4 separate regions of the Mus musculus genome follow, and all the other regions are linked to region 1. The links are chromatin loops, found by intact Hi-C in ENCODE. Cell type or tissue: left cerebral cortex. All regions are shown on one strand. Region 1 holds the start of Ypel1 (yippee like 1). Region 2 overlaps Mapk1 (mitogen-activated protein kinase 1). Region 3 holds the start of Tmem191c (transmembrane protein 191C). Region 4 overlaps Ppm1f (protein phosphatase 1F (PP2C domain containing)).

Region 1 (5,000 bases):
TGTCTGTATGTATGTATGTATTTTTAGTGTTTCATATGGGCCAGCCCCTGGGCTGCTATATATCTGTGGTAAGTCAAGATTTTGGTCTAATCCCTAAGAAGACATGCTAACCACATAGTCCCTTGGCTAGGAACACATAGACCTAGGGATCCTGGTAGCAAAACTCTTCAAATACAGCACCCCTGACTTTTTTAAGAGCCCACAGTATGGCTGGAGAGATGGGCTGACATCCTTTAGCACCTGCTGCTCTTGTGGAGGATCCATAACTTCGGCTCTAGGGGATCCGATGCCCTCTTCTGGCTTCTCTAGATACCAGGCACACACACGGTGAATATACATGTGTGTGTGTGTTTATTTATTTGTACCCCACCATACACATGCACACAGACACCCACTGGACCAGCCCCTAGGGGAGAGGGAGACGGGTACTCAGCAAACATTTGTTAACACATCTACCAGAACACAGCAGAGGTAAAGGGCCCTGGGTGATGGGTGAGGGTGGCTTACTCAGAGGGGCCTGGAGAAGTTCCCCAGAGGAGGTGAGCCTGGTCTTGGAACTTCAGCGGAGCGAGGAGGAGTATGGTCAATTCTTTGACAAGATACATTAGTTAAGGTGAATACATTGTGGATACTTATAAGGCAACTGAATTAGAAAGACCTTGGGCTGAAAAATGATGTTTTCAACGTCTATTATCTATCCAAAACAGAATTCTGCCGGCTTTCTATCCTGGAGCTCAGTACACGATCGAAGATGACCATTTGTGCAGTTATTGAGTAGAGAATATCTTATTTAGTTGCTACTGTTAGCAATTTACATTGATAAAGCCTAGAGCCACAAGTGGTAAACAATGAGGACAATTCCCTTTAGTTATTATTGTACAGGCAACTTGAAAATGCCACCCCATAATATTCTTTTATTGGAGGTATCTTCTGTATTTATTTCTTTCCCCATTTTTTAAGGTAGGGGAAAAAACAATGGGGGGGGGGGGGCGAAGAAAAAAGAAAGAAAGAAAGACCGGGATTTTGCGTTGTCTTCTAATGACCCAAATACCAACAGTTCGGAACATCAGAACAAAAAGTCAACGCATCCTCCGCACTCCCGCCCGGCCCGCCCGCGCCCAACAGGTGCTTCCCCGCCTCCCGGAGCCGGAGATCCTCAGGTCTCCGCAGAGAACCCCTGAGGCCCGCCCGTACTCACGGCCGCTCCGCGGTCCGCTGCGCCCATCCGGCCCAGGCTCGGTCGGCGCGAGCTCGGTTTTCAGGCGGTCCCGGTGTGACCCGGGACGCGCTCCGGCCGTTGGCGCCCACTCCGGGCGCGAGGCATCCTCCTGCCGCCGCCTCGCGGGCCGCCTGCCCTTTGTTTTGGACCCGTAGCCCAGCCCAGCCGCCATAAACGGCCTCGGAACGTGGCGATGCCCAATCAGTGTCCGAGCCCCGCCCTCGCGTTCCCGCCGCTCCGCCCCTCCACGCTCCCCGCCCCTCGCCCTGCCCCACGCGTCCACCCGCGCCCCGCTGCGCTCGGGGGACTGGGCTGGAACGTGTCCGGGTGGAGCTCGCCAGGAGTCCGGTGGGCTGGCCTGACGAGGAACCCAGGCGAACCGGCAGGTCGCGGGGCCGGTGGGGAGGTAGGGTCCTGGAAGGCCAAAGGACCGAGATTTTCCACAGGTTTGCGCCTCAGGCTGCAGGCAGGAGGACCTCTGCAGCTGGGTCCCTAGAGCGCAAGCTTCTTCCCTCTCTCCATACTGACCACCCTTTCTCCACTCTCCAAGTCGCCATCCAAGAGCCTCCAGGTCTGCGTGGACTTGAATTATGGAACCCCAGATTAGATTTCCTACCCACAAAACACAGGCAGTATCACCCAGTCTCCATGCCCACATCTGCGCTTCTTCTGTTATTTTTTTCTTAGTCTCTTTAGATCGATTTTTCAAAGCACACTGCTGAGGGTGAATGTACACATTGCAGGACGTATTTGCGCCCTCTAGAGTGTGCTTGTTAGGATTTATTGTATTGAGGATACCCCTAATTGATTAGATTGTGGGCCCTTTGAGTTGCCATTTACTTAGTGAGTCTCCCAAGTGACTGATTACTCTATTTTTGTATTCGTCCTAGCTAGGGAGTCTCATGTTTTTTTGGCTTTTAGAATATGATCTCTGTAATTCTGTAATTCAAGCTGGCCTCAACTATGTAGCTCAAACATGATCTTGAACTTTATATTTTAAGCTTATTGTGTGAATAAGCACATGCCTGTGCACCAGAGGTTAGCTCTGCTTCTCACCTACCATATTGATCCTGGATTTGAACTCAGGTCAGCAGGCTTGATAGCGGCACCCTCACTCACTGAACCATCTGGCTGACTCTTCTATTTTTAAAGAATTTAAGCGGGAGAGATGGCTCAGCAGTTAATAGCACTGACTGCTCTTCCAGAGGTCCTGATTTCAACTCCCAGCAACCACATGGATTGCTCACAACCATCTGTAACGGGATCTGATGCCCTCTTCTGGTGTGTCTGAAGACAGCGACAGTGTATTCACATACATGAAATAAATAAATCTTTTAAAAAATGTGTTTTTTTTAATAGCTTAGAAAATAGTAGGTTTATATACGGCATTTTCCTATTTCCTTAGCATTGGTTAGGCCTCCTCCAGCCTTCCTTTCCTACCCATCCCACTTCTAACACCTACCTGTTCATATCATGGATACTCCAGTGCCCTTTTCCAGCGTCCTGACTTCTGGAAGCACTCCAGGAAAAACACACAAATCCAAACATTTCAAGCAGCTAGAATCTGCTTTGAGAGAGAACATGTATCATTTGATCTTCAACATTTTTTCTGTCTGCTGGGAGCAGTGGTGCATGCTTTTAATTGTAGTGCTTGGGGGTGGGAGACAGAGACAGGTGGGTCTCTGTGAGTTCAAAGCCAGCCTGGTCTACATACCAAGTTTCAGGTCATCAAGAGCTATGTAGGAGAGAGACCCTGCTTTAGGAAAAAGAGCTGCCATCCTTTTAAAGCTCATGGAAACCTCTGTACCCCTTCAGTTTCAGTCTGTATGTGGCTGGAGGTGACATATTTAACCTTGAGATTCTAATTGTGCAGCCTGCTGGGATTACAGGTGTGCACACCTGGTGCATTTGATGCTGAGACTGAGCACAGAGCCTTGGCACACTCTGCTAGACTACACACAAGGAGCCACAGCCCAGTCACTCTGGGTGCTCTGACTACTGAGAGACTTTAGCACATCAGGTGGAGGCACATGCCTTTAATCCCAGCACTTGGGAGGCAGAGGCAGGTGAATTTCTGAGTTCGAGGCCAGCTTGGTCACAGAGTGAGTTCCAGGACAGCCAGGGCTACACAGAGAAACCCTGTCTCAAAAAACCAAAAGTCACGTATCCAGACTCCAGGCTTTTCCTTCTTTTTCATGAGTTCTATTTCCTTACGAATTTCCAAGTTTCTTTTATCTTAGATGACTATAAGTCCCTGTTGGTTTTGCTAAGTTAAAAACACTATTTCTTTAAAAAAGAAAAAGAAAAAACTAAACCCTAATTTTGACAAGATTGAAATGTAAACTAAAACTCTGACTCTGTTACACAATATGGTCCCGGCCCCTGGCAATCTTTGTGCATGAATCAGCCAACATTAGGTGTCTCCTACAATGGGGTCACAGTGTCTGTCCTTTTGTGACTTACTTCATTTCATGTGTTAATATCCAAGGCTCATCCATGCATGGGTTAGAATTTGTTTCCTCTTGAGGGAGGTATAATATTCTGTTGCCAATAGACCCACTTATCAGTCTGTGGTTTCTGAGGATGCATTTCCCTATCTGGCTGCTGTGAATAATGTGGCACATGAGTGTACAGATATCTCCTCTATACCTTGCTATTTTTGTTTGGTTTTTGAGACAGGGTTTCTCTACGTAGCCCTGGCTGTACGGGACACAGCTCTGTAGACTATGCTGGCCTGGAAGTCACAGAGATCCACCAGGCTCTGTCTCCTGAGTGTTGGGATTAAACTCCTGTGCCACCACTGCTGATTTAGAACTTGCTTTTTAAAACAAAACAGGGTACAGTGTATTTAAATCATACCACCCCCTAGCCCAGGCTGGACTTCCTCTTCTTATAACACCCTTCAGTTTAGTTCCTAATGCCTGTATGGCCTGGGGATAGGGCCAGTCAGTGGCACATGGTCCACCTACCAAGGGCCACACTGCTGAAAACGACTCCTTCCTCTGTGGCCCCAAACTCCATGGTTACAGGTGGCCTCCTAAGCATCTCTGCAATCCATGCTGGAACATTGCATGGTTTGGTTTTGAGCAGGAGCCACAGCTGCTGTCAGTTCATGAGGGTCCCTACCATAGTCAGAAGGCACCGCCTTGCAGAAGTGGTTCTAGAGCAACAGAAGTATAAGGGTGAATTTTTTAAGTATCTGAAATAGGCTTTCCAATTTGCCAACACCTAGAGTTACTGAAGCCTCTCCTAGACGCTCGGAGAGTACGGAAAGCCAGTGGTGTAAATTATATTACAAACCGAAGAAGATAAGTTTATCTCATTATTCTGATCCACCAATTATGATGACTCTGTACAGAAAACTTTTGACAGTTTGGGAAAAAATAAGGAAAATGATGATGCTTGGTTGCCCTAGCATCTCTGGATAAACGGGCAAAGAGAAAGAATAAGCTCTGTTAAAGTTAAGTAACCAACTTCTAGCATTCCAGAATACAGCGAAGGACAACAATGTACTCAGTGATTAAAACTGACCACCCCCAGATGTGCATACACAGGCTAAAGGTTTCTGAGTGTGCCCTGGAAGAGAATCTTATCTCCAGCAGCCACAGAGCTCAAGGTGCAGAAAATCAAACCAAAGCCCTCATTATAAGACTGGCATAGCCAGGCGTGGTGGCACGCCTTTAATCCCAGCACTCGGGAGGCAGAGGCAGGCGGATTTCTGAGTTCAAGGCCAGCCTGGTCTACAAAGTGAGTTCCAGGACAGCCATGGCTATACAGAGAA
Region 2 (5,000 bases), 81 kb after region 1:
AAGGAGGACTGTCATCCGTAAGGTTTTGTTCATAAGGTTTCCCGTACGTGAAGGCTCTGTCGGCCCTTGGAAAGGTGACAGTTTGAAAACCCCAGACAGAACACAATCCTTTCAATTTTCTTTGTCAACAAGGAACCTTTCACTTTGTTGTTTGTAACTTTCTCTAGTGGTTCTGCTCACATTCCATAAAGCCTCACGTCAGAACCCTCCTTGCATCTTTCTCCTCACACAGAGTGGGCCATTTCAAAGGTCAGGCTGTCAGTCTTTACTAGTGGAACATTCCAAAGTGAAAAGGAATAAAAGCAAAGGCACACAGACCATTCTAAGGTTGCACAGCAAGTAGTATTCGGGGAAAGAAATGTTTTCAAATACTTATTTCTGTATCTGTGTGAGGACACAAATGTGGAGGTCAGAGGACCTCAAGGGCTGACTGGTCCTGGCCCTCCACCTTATTTCAATCAAGGTCTTTTGTTTGTCATTTGCTGGATACTCCAGGCTAGCTAGCCCATGAGCTTCCAAGGTAATCTTTTGTCCCCACCTCCTAACTTGATGTTCAGGGGTGCTATAATTCCAAACACATGCTACCATGAATTTTTACACAGCTTTTACATGGATTCCAAAGGTCTCAATTCACATTAGCGTTACCAAATTTGCAAGAAACTTTTACCCTTTACCCACCAGCCATCTTCTCAGCCTTCAACTGTCTTTAGGGGTTTTTTGTTTCTTGTTTGTTTTTCTTATATTGTTTTTATTGTCTCTTTTTTTCCCTCAATTGTTTTTTGAGACAAGGTCTCAGTATGTAGACAAAGCTAGGCCTTGAACTCAGAGACCTGCCTGCCTCTGCCTCCCAGTGCTTGATTAAAGGATAGTTTACCCTGCTCAGCTTCAACTCTTTTTAATTAATAAGTACATATGGTTGCCTGGGAAATCCGGATGCTTTTCACAAGAACCTTCATAATACCTGAGAACTGAAAATAATCATGTAACAATCATGCCAAGCAAATTCATGTAACAGGGTAAGTTACAGCTAACTACCTCGTTGTCAGAAACACTACATTTCTGATGTTTTTGTGAGCAGCCTCCTCATGCTTTTTAGGCTCTAAATACAATCTCTGACTTGTTAGTTTAGCAACTATGTCTGAGTTTCTGATTTCTAATCTGGGTGTGGTGGCATACCCTATTATCCCAGCATTTGTGCCTGAGTCACACAGTGGGTCAATGGCCAGCTTGAGCTGCTAGACCCTTTCTCAAAACACACAAAACACAAGTAAAGGCAGGAGCAGACAGAGCAGGCAAACCCACACATTCTCTAACTGTGAAAACAGGGCCATCCCTCGATTCTCTAGTCTTCTATAATACCACGTCCAATCTCCCGGCTGTCATAACCACAGCCTCTCCCCCGAAAGTGTCCTTTACTCTAGCAATCCCATCTGTGGTTTTCCTGACCACATGTGCTGTTTTCATGGTCCCGTGCCTTTGCATGTATTATTTCTCTCTGCCTCAAAACCACTTTTAAAGGTAAAATACTCATACTTTAATAATGAGCTTAAACATCCACAAGGCCTTATAAAGACAGTCTTCTATCACCCAGCATTGTTCCTGTACAGCACTGGCAGTCTGTGTTTTTGCCTAAGTATATCCTATTCAGACAAAGTCACCACCATGCAAGAACCAAGTAAATTCTGTGCGTGAGAAGCTCTTTCTGAGCAAATGACTTTATAGGAAGAGTTGCTCTTTTGTTTGTTTGGTTTTTCGAGACAGGGTTTCTCTGTGTAGCCCTGGCTGTCCTGGAACTCTGTAGACCAGGCTGGCCTCGAACTTAGAAATCCGCCTGCCTCTGCCTCCCGAGCGCTGAGAATTAAAGGTGTGCGCCACCACGCCTGGTGGTTTATATGAAGAGTTTTAAGGAAGGCAAAAATGAGATGCAAGAGAACATAATGTTTTGTAACTTAAGCTGTCATTTCTCACCTTCACCTTCCCTCCCTGCTTGTTTTCAACACTGGAGATGAGCCCCAGAGAGTGCTAAGAAAGCACCACACTGAGCTACGCAGTGCCCCCACCTCAACTCTAAAGTCTTGTGAATGGCACTTACAGATCAGACAGGATAGGTTCCCTCACACGTACCAGGCCCAAGCCCTCTTCCACGGAGTTATACTCCTGGTACTGTCATGTCCTGCTGACTCACACTTCTAACCATGTCCTAGAGTAAGCCACCTAAATGCTCTCAATCACGTCCCGGGAAAGAACAAAAGAAAAGCTAGTCAGTTTTGCAGTAGCTTGAGGGTTAGATGATGCATACTTCTTAAAGTGCAAAGTAAGTGACACAGATATGAATGCTTCAATCACAAAATCTTAAAAGCATGGAATACTGCACTATCAGGGAAAAAGAACATAATAGAATCTGACAGGAATCATCTTTTTATTAAGAGTGAAGAATATAGGGGGCTGGTGAGATGGCTCAGCAGGTAAGAGCACCCGACTGCTCTTCCAAAGGTCCAGAGTTCAAATCCCAGCAACCACATGGTGGCTCACAACCATCCGTAACGAGATCTAGCGCCCTCTTCTGGAGTGTCTGAAGACAGCTACAGTGTACTTACATAGAATAAATAAATAAATCTTTAAAAAAAAAAAAAAAAAAAAGAGTGAAGAATATAATAGCTTGTCTTCAACTACATGCTCTTGCTCCCTGTAGTAACCTTTTAATGACTACCAGGTCCTTGAGTTCCTGAGTTCCTGTGACAATATCAAGTCTTGGTTTCCTGGTTCCCTTCCGCACAGTTCCTGGCCTCCCCATACCTACAGGCAGATACCCTATACCCTTTACTTCTCAGAGTGCCTCTCACCCCTTCCAATAGCCTGACCTTAAATCTCCCAACCCCTCCGTCACATTCAGAAACACAGTATTTCAAAATGAGATTCATCCAGGGCTGGAGGGATAGCTCAGGGTTTGAGGGTGCTTGCTGTTCTTGCAGAGAACTCCAGCTCAGTTTCCAGTACCAGCATCAAGTGACTCACAAATGCTTGTGGCCTTCAAGGACAGTCAGAAAGACACACACACACACACACACACACACACACACACACAAAAATACACTACTGGTTTTTTAAAGACCTTCTTTAAAACAGTTATCTTAGTAGACAACCTAGCACACAACTCCATTTCTTTGTTCTGACGTTTGCCATTCTTCTACACATCTCAGCAGTTCTCAGGTTTCTCTTCTTTGCCAGTGATGCTTTTATTCCTCCTGTTCTGTCATGGCTCTTAACCATACTGGGGATCATGAACCCTTCTGAAAAAAAATCTCCTAACTATTATACCAAAAAGATGTTGAACATGCACTTTACAATTTTAAGAAACCAGTGCCTCAAATAACAATCTGTACTCCTCCACCCAAGATTTTAACTGTTACCCACTATATAGAAAGGCTTCTTTCTTTCTTTAAGATTTTCTTTTTTGTATGTTTTACCTGCTTATGTTTGTGCATTCATGTGCCTGTGGAGCCAGAGGATGTCAGATTTCCTGGAACCAGGGTTAAGGGCAGTTGCAAGCTACCACTGAACCCAAGCCATCTGCAAGAACAAATGCTCTTAATGCTGAGCCACCTCTCCAGCCTCTGCTACAAACACCACAAACTGACAGAGCCATCTCTCTCTCCATGGTAAACCCACTCTGCCTTCAGTATCCCCTCTCTTGGATTATGGCACCAGTCCTACACCTTCTCATTTTAGCTCAGCAATCTTCAAACCTAAACCCACCTTTCTTGGCTTCTCACCTTATAACTAACCTTGTCTTCATTCTATCTCTTGTGACTTTCCACAAGACCTCTTATGACTGGTTCTGTTTGCTCAAGATTCCTCATCTCCACTGGAAATGAATTACTGCACCTTGAGATGGCTACAACGGCCTGATTGCTGTATCACCACCATACTTAAAATTTGCCTATGACTCTCAAATACATCAATGCGTTCTTTCCCACCGACTTTTCTTATGGAGTCCTCTACAGTGTTTTACCTCAATACTTTTCTAAGATTAGACTCAACAGCTCAAGCTGTTACCTGTTCCTATTATCTGTCTATCAAAATCACACCCACATTTAAATGCCCAACTCAAAACTCAGTCTTCTTTTAAAAACATTTTAATTTTAATTATGTGTACTCACATACACCCATATATGTGCATACACACAGAGACACCCATAAGAGGTCGGAGGCATCAAGATTACTTGGAGTTACTGGCTATTAGGAACTGAATTTTGGTTGGAGCTCTCAACTGCTGAGCTATATCTATCCTGCACCCCACCCCCACATTTTATCTTTTTGTCTTCTACATAATGACTAGGAAGGGAACTTGAACAGATAGGCACTATTCCCGGAGAACTGTTTTAGGGAAATCTTGCTAAAGAACAGCTTAAAATCCCTTAAATAATCTTTTTAAAAGAGTTATTCTTAAATTCAGTTTTTAGTGTGTGTCCCCTAGTGAGTTTTCTATGCACCACGTGAGTGTAGATGCCCTTGGAAGCCAGGGGTTGGGTAGGAGTGTCATCTAATGTAGATGCAGGAATCTGAGCTTAGGTCCTGCAAAAGCAGCAGATGATATTCAACCACTATGCCATCTCTCCAACTTTTTAAAGATCACAACTATTCAAGTAGATACTTAAGAAGCTGCCATAAACTCAACATTGATGAGATGCTAATGACATACAATTAAGACTATTAAATAAATACTAAGATACCTAAGATATGTTATCAATCTGGAGATAAAAGGCTGATGTTAGGATTTAAATTCCAATTACATCTGCATTTTTCTTAAAATTAAAATTTGTAGGTGCCAGGTGGAAGGCAGAGGCAGGTGCCAGCCTAGTCTAAAAACTGAGTTCCAGGACAGCCAGGGCAACAACACAGAGAAACCCTGTCTTAAAAAAATGAATTAACTTTATTTTATGCATATGAATGTTTCGCTTGAATGCATCTCTATGAGAACATCTCATCTTCTGGAACTG
Region 3 (5,000 bases), 210 kb before region 1:
CATTAGCTGGAGCTCACTAATTCACACTTGTCTCTACCTCTCCAACAAGGGGTCACTGACATTACCACCACATCCAGCCTTTTTACATAGGTTCTTAGGGTCAGACACAGGACCTTATGTTTGCAAGGCAGTGAGAGACACCAGTGCATACAACTGATAGGTCGCTGCACGCTACAGAACCTAAACCACATCAGGTGCTTTCTCCAAGTTAAACAGACCATTCCAAGGTACTTTACAGACCACTCTGTTAGGCCGTTAAGGGAGTCTCCAATGAACTTAACAGAAAAAGCTGTAATTGTTTAAATGCTGTGGTTATAGCTTAGCATTCACAAGTGCTGAGCTGAGTTCAATCCCCAGAACAGAATAAACCATCCCTGGTGGCTCATGCCTATAATCCACTCAGGAGCAGGGAGGTAGGTCAAGGTCACTCAGCTGTATAGTGAGTTCAAAGCTGGGATGAAACCCCACACACCTATAAATAAACAAGTAGTCTAGAGTTTATTGGAAATTCAACCCAGATTAATTTCCACTCAGCAGGGCAATCCTTATCTACTGCATGTTCCCCACAAAGCCCACGGTGGCAAGCATACACTACCCGGTGTGTTCAGATGCTGTGAGGGAGGTATGGCGAACTCGAACCTGCCCAAGAGGGAACCCCAACGTTGAAGTAGATCTGGAGTAACTGTGCATCCGCATCCAGGGAAAATAATCCACCCACTACGGAGGGGACCCGACAGGCCAGCACCCACACCCATCCTACCCAAAGCTCAGGTTCAGAAGAGCCCCCTAGAGGGGTCAGGCTGCGGCCTGGACACAAGCAGCCCCGCCACAGACAGGCACCCCTGCACTCAGGTGATATCGGAACAGACGAACTTCACCCCCACCCTTTTCATATAAGCAGGCACCCAGAAAACACAAAGGAGACAGAGGTACAAGCGGCCAAAGCCGACATGATGCACTCTAGGCAGGCAGCAATCCGCGCGCACGCAGCTCAAGTAAAGGCGACAGCGTGTAGCGCAGCCGGCGGAAGACCGCGTCAGAGCCGAGACTCTGGAGCCCCGGGCCAACGGCGTCAGGCTTCGCCAGCACCACGTAAATCAGCGGCAGCACCAGGAAACCCAGCGGGAGCAGCAGCAACGTCTGCAGTGCGCTCAGCGCCCACAGCCTGCAGAACCACCAACGGACAGGTGGGTGGTGGCTCTGGGACCCGGAACCCGGACCGCCCAACCCCCACTAGCCACTCACCTGAGGCTTCCCGCGCCTGTACCACCGAACAGTCGCTTTTCCTGCAGAGAAAGGGCTGTATCCAGTTTTTTGCCTGGGCAGCCGCTAGGCTCTAGCCAAATCTAGTGGGCAGGTACCAGCTTCAGCCCGCGCTTCCCAGCCCACGCTCACGCAGTCAGCCCTGGCCACCTCCTCCATGAGTGAGCCCGCGCAGTCCTGCACCGGACGAGGCTCTGAGTTCCACCTGCAGGACAGGCGCGGAGATGAGCCACCAGGCTGGGCCTAGCACCTTCCGACGCCCTCCAAGTCCCAATTCTTACGGTTCCGAGCCACCGCGCGTAGCCTCCAGCGCAGCTGCTGCCTCCATCACTTTCCCCTGCAGCTCCTGAAGGATGGCAATAGGGATTCAGGGCAGAGGATGCGCTACATCGCGAGTCAGAGAGTAAGGAAGAAAGAGTCGAGGCCGCAGGGCATTCGAAAGAGAACCGCTGTCAGAAACGAGGGGTCACACCTGCAGGACTCCACTCTGCTCCTGGAAGCTGGCCCAGGCCTCTTCTGTCCGCTGCGCACCCTAGAAGCCAGGGGCTTGGTATGAGCATCGCAATGACAGGCCCTCCCCACACGCCTTCCCCCCCCCCCCCAGAGTCCAGCGCCATTCGCACCTGCCGCAGGTCCTCTGCCTGCATGCTGAATTTGGCCTCCGCCAGCTCCAGATGTTTCTTCGGGAGGATTCAAGTGATGTCAAGAACCTGAAGTCCTCGCACACCACTGGGCCTCGAGGCTCGGTCCCCGGCCTTGAAGGCTGATACTCTGCCCACAAATGCACATAACCCTGCCCACAGCCATACTCCGCCCACAGCCCCGCCCAAGTACCTGCAGCGCCACAAGCTGGTTCCCTAGTTGCTGCTCCGCTCGCTGTTGACTTAGCTGCTCCCCTCCATAGTAGAAAAGCTGGGGACCGAACTCGTGAGTGCCTGGCTCAAGGATCTTGGGGACTAGGGCATGATCTGAGACACTGCACGTACCTGACTGGACAGTTCCTCCCACTGTTCCTGCAGCTTCCGATTGTGTTGCTCCTGCGAACAGGGTCCAGGCTGTCTAGGCCCCTCCTCCAGCCTAGCCACCCCGGGAGCCGCCTCTTGCTCTTGCCCGCACCAGGTCCTGCCGGTGCTGCTCCGCCGCCTCCAGCAGCCCACGAGCCCGCTCCGCACGCTCCCGTGCCGCCTCACATGCCTCGCCTCGAATGGCTCGTGATGCTTGACTTCGTCTCCGCTGCAGGCTACACGGGGGAGGGGGAGAGGGGGCGGAGAATTGGTCTGGGATAAAACCAGGGAGCAAGATATTTTGGGAAGGAGCCGCCACCAGCCTGAGAGTTCCAGACTAGGGTCCCACTGCCTGGAGCGAGACTGCCAACAAGCCTGCCGGGGCCTCGGTGCCCTCGCACCTGCGCTCGCGCTCCCGCAGCTCCTCCAGGCGCCCGGTGAGGCTCTCGCTCTCGGCTTCCAGCCCACGCACCAGCTCTTCTAGCTCCTGCTTCCGCAGGCGGCCATCTCGGTTGTCCTTCTGCAGCTGCAGCAGCTGCTCCTGCGGCTCAGTCATGGCTCCAGAGCTCCGCCCCGACCTCCACCGCCTGGGTAACTTGGTGGCCCGCGTCACAATAGGCAGCAGAGGGCGCCCGAACCCAACCGAGACGGATCACGCCCGACCAATTCAGGTATACAAAGCCGGGCTTGGTTGCCCACATCTGTAATTCTATCTCTTGGAGGTGTGAGGGCACGAAGATCAGGAGTTCAAGGTCATCCTTTGCTACATACGGAGTTTGAAATTAGCCAAGGCTACATGCGGACCTGTCTCAAAAAAAAGAAAAACAAAACAAAAAACAAAAATATCACAGTCCAGATCTGATTGGTAAAAAGTTACTAAAGTTCTAAGGAAGGACCAGACTTGATGGTCCGTACCTTGTAATCCCAAAATACTAGAGGCTGAGGCAAGATCACCTAGAGTTCAAGGTCAGCCTAGAGGTCTAAACAAGACCCTGACTCAAAAGAAAATGAGGGCCGGGTGTGGTGGCCCACGCCTTTAATCCCAGCACTTGGGAGGCAGAGGCAGGCGGATTTCTGAGTTCAAGGCCAGCCTAGTCTACAGCCTGAGTTCCAGGACAGCCAGGGCTACACAGAGAAACCCTGTCTCGAAAAAACAAACAAACAAACAAAAACCAAAGAAAAAAAGAAAGAAAAAATGAGAGGGTTTGAGAGATGGCTCAATGGTTAAGAGCACTGACTGCTCTTCCAGAGGTTCTGAGTTCAATTTCCAGCAACCACATGGTGATCCACAACCATCTATAATGGGATCTGATACCCTCTTCCGGTGTGTCTGAAGACAGCTATAGTGTGTGAGTGTGTGTGTATGTGTGTGTGTAATCTTTTTTTTTTTTTTTTTTTTTAAAGAAGGACTGAAGACATGGCTCAGCGGTTAAGAGTATTGACTGCTCTTCTAGAGGTCATAAGTTCAATTCCCAGAAATCACATAGTGGCTCACAACCATTTGTAATGGGATCTGATGCCCTCAAGACAGTGACAATGTACTCATATAAATAAAAATAAATAAGTCTTTAAAAATAAATAAATTAGCCAGGCGGTGGTGGCACACGCCTTTAATCCCAGCACTCGGGAGGCAGAGGCAGGCGCATTTCTGAGTTCGAGGCCAGCCTGGTCTACAGAGTGAGTTCCAGGACAGCCAGGGCTATACAGAGAAATCCTGTCTCAAAAAAAAAATAATAATAATAATAAATAAAAATAAATAAATCTTAAGAGCCACAGTAGCTGTAACTACTGTAACTACAGGCTAAACCAGGTGTGCCTCACCTTAGATTCTGAGTGACCAAGCAGGGAGTGCTAAACTTTTGAGAAAAACATTTTTTTGTTGCTGTTGTTTTTTCGAGACAGGGTTTCTCTGTGTAGCCCTGGCTGTCCTGGAACTCACTTTTGTAGACCAGGCTGGCCTTGAACTCAGAAATCTGCCTGCCTCTGCCTCCCAAGTGCTGGGATTAAAGGCATGCGCCACCGTGCCCGGCTTGAGAAAAACATTTAAAATTAAAATTTTTAATGTTTTTCTCCCCCATGTGCTATGAAACTTTGTCGTGGTCTCAGTGGCTGGATTTTCCCTAGCATAGTGCCGTGCTGAGTGGTGCTGAAGGACCTGGGAGGACCTGGGTGCTAGGGTGGCCTGATGGTCTCTTTTCTCCATGGTTTCAGCTCTAGAGAACCTTTGATTGGGCTTGTGTGGTATGAGTAAGAAAAGGAGGGATGTAGTTTTGTGATCTAGGGGTTCTGTTAGCTCAAGGGGTCTCATTCTGCAGCCAGGCTGGTCTTGACACAACCCCTTACTTCCCTAGGAACCTGCTTAATCATTTTCTTCAATTTATTTCTCTCTCTCTCTCTCTCTGTGTGTGTGTGTGTGTGTGTGTGTGTGTGTGTGTGTGTGTGTGTATACCACATCTGTGCAAATGCCTCAGCAGTCCATCAGATCCCTTGAAGCTGGAATTCCAGCAGTTGTGAGCCACCTATGTGGGTGATGGGAACTAAAGTCAGTGCTCTGGAAGAGCAACAAGTGCTCCTAACTGCACACTGGACCTTTTCACACTCTGTGGTGATATAATCTCTCTAAAGATTTTAAGAAGCTAATTTATTCCATAATTTAGAGGACATACTTTCTGGATGCTGTAATAAACCATTACAGCTTCATTAGATAGCCTGGGGCAGGAATCCTGCTGCAAA
Region 4 (5,000 bases), 140 kb after region 1:
CCCAAAAAAAAAGTAAGACTCATACTAAATGTGGATGGAAACTTAGAAGGGAGATAAAAGAAGGAAGCTTGCTTTTTGCCTGTCTGCCTTCATTCTTGCTGGCAAACTCATCTGTTCTGTTGCTGCAACTGCTGAACTCACTGATATCAGAACAAGCTTTTTAAGACTTCTAATGCAGACTGAAGACTGGTAGCTGTCAGCCTACCAACCCTCGGATGACAAACTACCAGATTCTTGACCATTTTTGGCGTGACATAGCCATTGTTGAACTACCTAGATTGCATGTTATACATTAGTCTAGTAAGTCTCTTTTTAATATATATCCAACCATTGCTTCTATTCTCCCAGAGAATTGTAATATAGCTGGGTAGCTGAAGGGCCCCAAGAATTCCTCCTGTCTGAGTCCCCATACACCATCAAGTCTGGCTTTTTAAAAACATAGCTTCTAGGGTCTGAACTCAATCCCTAGGCAAGGCAAACACTTTACCAAGGGAGCTATCTCCCTAGCCTCTTGTTTTGATTTTTTTGAGACAAGGTCTCCCAATATAGCCCAGGCTAAGCAGCTCTCTTTTTTGGCCTCCCAAGTGCTGGGGCCCATCTGAAGTCCTCTTTGACCTATCTTTGATTAGCTTAGAGCCCATCCAGGTCCCAGACAAGTTAATAAGGCTGAGATGTAGGACTCCAGTGTGGAGATCTGTGGTCAAATCAGATAACAGCTTGCTAATCAGGATTTCTGCCTCTTTTTCTGGCTCTGCTACATTCTAGACCCAGCCTGGGAGACCTGGTTTTCAGGTTCCCTTCCTCAGGAGGAAACTCTTGTTTGATGGACATAACGCCTCTCCCCTCCTCTCCCCAGCACACCATGGCCCCCACTCTTTCTATTAGCTTTAGCTTGTTTCCCTCCTGGTAGAGTCTAACACATACCCTGCTCTATCCTGGTAGCTCAGTCCTTTGGATGAATTGCCTCCACTACACCCATCTACCCGTCACACCTCACTTGTCCTTCTTGCCTCCCCCACTCCCATCTGGTGGCTCTGAGTGAGTGTGTCAAGCTACATGCAGTTGGAGGACAGGGGGAATGCAAACCACCATCTGGAGATTCAGATACACGAGTCGACTCATCAGGAACAGCAAGGCAGCATATACTTAAGGAGGTTCTGCCAGGGGCTCTGGAGGAGTTGTGTGGGTGTGGGGAGGGGAAGACAGATGGATGCGTGGGCAGCAGGGGCAGGGCCTGATCAGAAACCCCCAGATTTGCATGCTGGCACTATCTTCTTCTGGGCTTGTTGCCTAGTGGGCAGCTGTGTCCCCTGGGGGCAGGGAGTGCTGGGGACAGGGTAGGCATCAGCCCACTAGTCAGCGAAAAGATATTTGTAGGGGAGAGGAATGGTTTATAGGTTGTAGGGAGATGTGAGAGGGTGGGTTGTAGGAGGGTATGCATTGTGTACATGAGTGAAATTGTGAAAGGACAAATTAAAAAAAAAAAAAAACAGACTCTATTTGCCTCTTGCCTGGTTCTGCCACTCTGCAGCCCCGGAAACCCTGTCCCCACTGCCCCAGACCCAACAGCAGCAGGTTATGTTGCATCCCATAAAATATAGTCTAACAGCAATGGGATGGCCAGTCTGGGGGTGCTGGGGAAGGGCTAAGAGGAACACAGCAGACAAGGCTGGGGAACAGGAGAGGGGTCCCATAAGGCAGAGTAGACAGGGCCTGGGCTGAGCCTGTGCTTGGGAGGAAGGAGTGCAGCCGGGCTAGGATGGTAAGCCCTAGCAAGCCGAAGGCACACAGGCCTCTCCTAGTTCTCAGGATCAGTTAAGGATACTTAAAAAGCAGAAATGATGTTTATCAGAAGACTTCTTGACTTGACAGTTCACACAGTAACAGGGTTTCTTCTGGCATCTCACACATCCTTAGTTTTGGATGGCCCATCCTATCCTCACTAGCATTCTGAGGCTGTGCTTCATGCAGGCAGCTTCAATGCTCTCTGAGGCTCCCAAGGAAGCTCAGGAAGAGGCTGTTACCTGTTACTTCTCCCCCTGAACCCCTCCCCCTGTTTCATGAAGGAATCACAAACCAAATGATAGAAACTAGAGACTCTGAAAATTGCCCCTTCCTCGGGTTGAAGAATTGCCCATGTAGACTTTGCAGGCAATGTATCTTCCACTCTTGGTGAAGATTTGGTAGGTGGCTTTTTGTGGGACGCCCTGTTATCCCTTGGGAGTTGTGTGCCATGTCAGGATGATGTCTGCTACGTGGCTGGACTGAGACCCTCTCCTGCTGATTCTCAGTCATCTTGACTTGAAATGATGTATTAATCCTTAAGGGTACTGAGGCAGCTTTCAGTTGTCCTGAAGAGTGGTTTCTTGTGTACTGGGGGCTCCAGTCCACTTGACTCTGCATGTGCTTATTGCACTGAGACCTTTGGGAGCAAATTCCACTCTAACAGCTACTGGCTGTCTCCAAGGTGGGTGAGGGCACAGAAGTTGAGTCAGAAGTCACTGTGGAGGATGGAGGGCTGCAGGTCTAGAGTCCAATTCGGAGTTCAGTGGATCCAAGCTGATCTCTCTTAAAGGCCACTTGCTGTAATTGTTCTGAGGCAGGTCCCTCACCTGTTAAGGCAAGTCCTGAAGGACCAGTCTCCTTAGCCATAGGGCTCTATAGTTGCAGGCTTTTCATTACAACAGTGAGCCTTATCTAACAGGCTCCCCTCAGATGCTGTCCTTCATACCCTGATTTAGCTACCTGGACTGTGGATCCAGACACTCTGAGTCTTATTATTTCTTATGTTACCAGCTGACCTCTCACCAGTAGCAGCAGCTGCTTCCTCCTCCCACCCTACCTCTTCCACCACCTTCTCCTCTTCTTTTAAGTTTTGGGTTTTCAAGACAGCATTTCTCTGTAGATCAGGTTAGCCTCAAACTCAAGAGATCACCCTACCTCTGCCTTCCTTAGTGCTGTGATTAAAGGTGTGTGCTACCACATCCAACCTAAAGCATACTCACTACAAGTCAGTTGCTCTTGGTAAACATGTTTCTAGACTTAGCACACACCACCTTTTAACTTGGCTCAATTATAGAACTGTGTTTAAATCCTGATGCACAGCACTGTGCTGCAGCTTTGTTTCCATAGCAACCCTAAGCTCTTTATGACTCCCTTTAGAGGAAGATTTTTTTTTTTTTTTTTTTTTTGGTTTTTCGAGACAGGGTTTCTCTGTATAGCCCTGGCTGTCCTGGAACTCACTCTGTAGACCAGGCTGGCCTCGAACTCAGAAGTCCGCCTGCCTCTGCCTTCTAAGTGCTGGGATAAAAGGCGTGCGCCACCACGCCCAACTAGAGGAAGATTCCTAAGTGTTTTTTTTTTTTTTTTTTTAAGATTATTTGGTGTTGTGGCTTGAGTATGAAATGTCCCCAGAAATCTGAATACTTGGTCCTCAGCTGGTGGCACTGTTTGAGGTTATGGAACCTTCAGGAGTTACAATGGAGGGGTGGTGGTGGTGGGTCACTGGGGGTGGACTTTGATGGTTTATAGCTGGCCCTGCTTCCTGGTCTTTTCCTGCTTCCTGTGTGGATGAGATCTGCTCTTCTGAGCTGCTGGGTTGGCCTCACACTCCTGACATGCCTTCCCTGCCCAGACGGACTGTGAGCCAAAATGAACTGTCTTCTATCACTTGATTTTGTCAGGGTTTTAGTCACAACAATGTGAAAGTAACTAATTTATTTGAGTATTTCCAGATAATAAACCCAAAATGTGGATTTTTAACATTTGCCTGTTCTACTGAAATAAAATGAGACTGAAAACAAAGGCATGTTTGCTGTATTAAGAAAACAGAATTTAGGGGAACATGTGAACAAGAAAAAGGAATCACCCACAACCCTGTCTCAGAGCCAGCAGTGATGCTCAGTAAACTCACCAGGGGCCTAGGGCTGTGCTTCCCACTCTGCATCCCATCTTCTGAGAGCTTCTGCCCTTGGCCCTGCATGCAGGATGTGGCAAGTGCCAGGCAGAGGGCAGGGTGGAGGCAGAAGAAATGCCTGGTGCTTTAGTGTCCATGCAAGTGGTCCTTGAAATACTGTGAGGGTCTATGCCCACAGGTGGCCCCAGCTGACTGTTGACTGGAGGACCTTGTGCTCAGTGCCCAAATGCTTGAGGCATTTCAGGCTGTGAAGAGGCACTGTAGATGCTGCTAGGTTCCTCAGGGGCCTGACCCCTCTTTACTACCCCTCTGGACCCCATGGCTGGTAGGATGGACAGTCTCCCTAACCCTAACCCAGGACCAGCTCCTCAGCAGCTTCCAAACATACCCTGGATGCCAAGAGGACCCCAAATCCAAAATGTCTCATGAAGTCTCAGGTTTTCAATGCTTTGTCCCAAGTACCAAGTTGTTGGCACTATTTTGGGAAATTGTGGAAACCAGTATGCAGGACTTGGCTTTTGGAAGCTCATCACATCCTGTGGGTCCCTGGTCATTTCTTTTCACTCTTCCTGGGTTGGCTTTGCGGTAGATAGCCATGAAGTCTGTCACATGTTCCTGCTCAAGCACATGGGATCAACCATGGGCTAAACTCTCTAGAACACCTTTTGTTGTTGTTGTTTTGTTTTTCAAGACAGGGTTTCTCTGTGTAGCCCTGGCTGTCCTGGAACTCACTCTAGACCAGGCTGGCCTCGAACTCAGAAATCCACCTGCCTCTGCCTCTCAAGTGCTAGGATTAAAGGCGTGTGCCACCACGCCCAGCTTAGAACACCTTTTAAAATACTTTTTCTGTTGAGTATTTTGTCAGGGATACAGATGTTAACTATAGACAGACGCACAGGGAAGAGATCCAAGTGGCACTCAGGAATCTTGAATATATGGTTTATTGACACCAGTACAGGGCCCCATGGGAAGACGTCCTATGAGCTCATCACCTTGGGAGTTGTCCCTAAGACTAAAGAAACACGGTGTCTTAGAACAAGACTCCCAGGAAGACCCCTGAAATAACCCTTGGCAAGGCCCACAT

The links. Peaks named below come from ENCODE experiments on the same cell type or tissue, not always from the same donor. Only the 100,000 strongest peaks of a DNase experiment are listed, where the experiment ranks them.
Region 2: it touches region 1 in a loop (3-fold over the local background); 4 of 42 quality-filtered maps call a loop at or near these places.
Region 3: a loop joins it to region 1, with 2.8 times the contacts of the local background. A loop is called at or near these places in 4 of 42 quality-filtered maps.
Region 4: a loop joins it to region 1, with 2.6 times the contacts of the local background. A loop is called at or near these places in 4 of 42 quality-filtered maps.

Annotation. Positions count from the first base shown.
Region 1 is chr16:17,066,562-17,071,561 of GRCm38, reverse strand. It overlaps Ypel1 (yippee like 1), which reads right to left and starts at 1,423. Exons shown (of 5, transcript NM_023249.6): 1 at 1,199-1,423. In left cerebral cortex, a CTCF peak has its summit at 1,979; DNase peaks (open chromatin) are centred at 1,419 and 1,928; H3K4me3 peaks cover 1,663 bases; H3K27ac peaks cover 889 bases.
Region 2 is chr16:16,985,464-16,990,463 of GRCm38, reverse strand. The region is part of intron 1 of Mapk1 (mitogen-activated protein kinase 1); the gene reads right to left. Among named protein-coding and RNA genes, the nearest start is that of Mapk1, 4.6 kb to the right of the region's middle. In left cerebral cortex, no CTCF peak of the experiment used is centred here; a DNase peak (open chromatin) is centred at 2,058; H3K4me3 peaks cover 1,197 bases.
Region 3 is chr16:17,274,137-17,279,136 of GRCm38, reverse strand. Tmem191c (transmembrane protein 191C) reads right to left here and starts at 2,837. Exons shown (of 10, transcript NM_177473.3): 1 at 2,669-2,837; 2 at 2,380-2,503; 3 at 2,250-2,300; 4 at 2,098-2,175; 5 at 1,887-1,943; 6 at 1,736-1,795; 7 at 1,545-1,609; 8 at 1,396-1,468; 9 at 1,246-1,286; 10 at 476-1,165. The coding sequence starts at 2,823. The coding sequence ends at 961. In left cerebral cortex, a CTCF peak has its summit at 2,888 (motif pointing right); DNase peaks (open chromatin) are centred at 1,220, 2,149, 2,487 and 2,836; H3K4me3 peaks cover 2,974 bases; H3K27ac peaks cover 2,823 bases.
Region 4 is chr16:16,927,204-16,932,203 of GRCm38, reverse strand. It overlaps Ppm1f (protein phosphatase 1F (PP2C domain containing)), which reads right to left. Exons shown (of 8, transcript NM_176833.4): 8 at 4,829-5,000. It also overlaps the pseudogene Gm46540. Among named protein-coding and RNA genes, the nearest start is that of Ppm1f, 33 kb to the right of the region's middle. In left cerebral cortex, no CTCF peak of the experiment used is centred here; DNase peaks (open chromatin) are centred at 1,115, 1,703, 1,890 and 3,024; H3K27ac peaks cover 4,597 bases.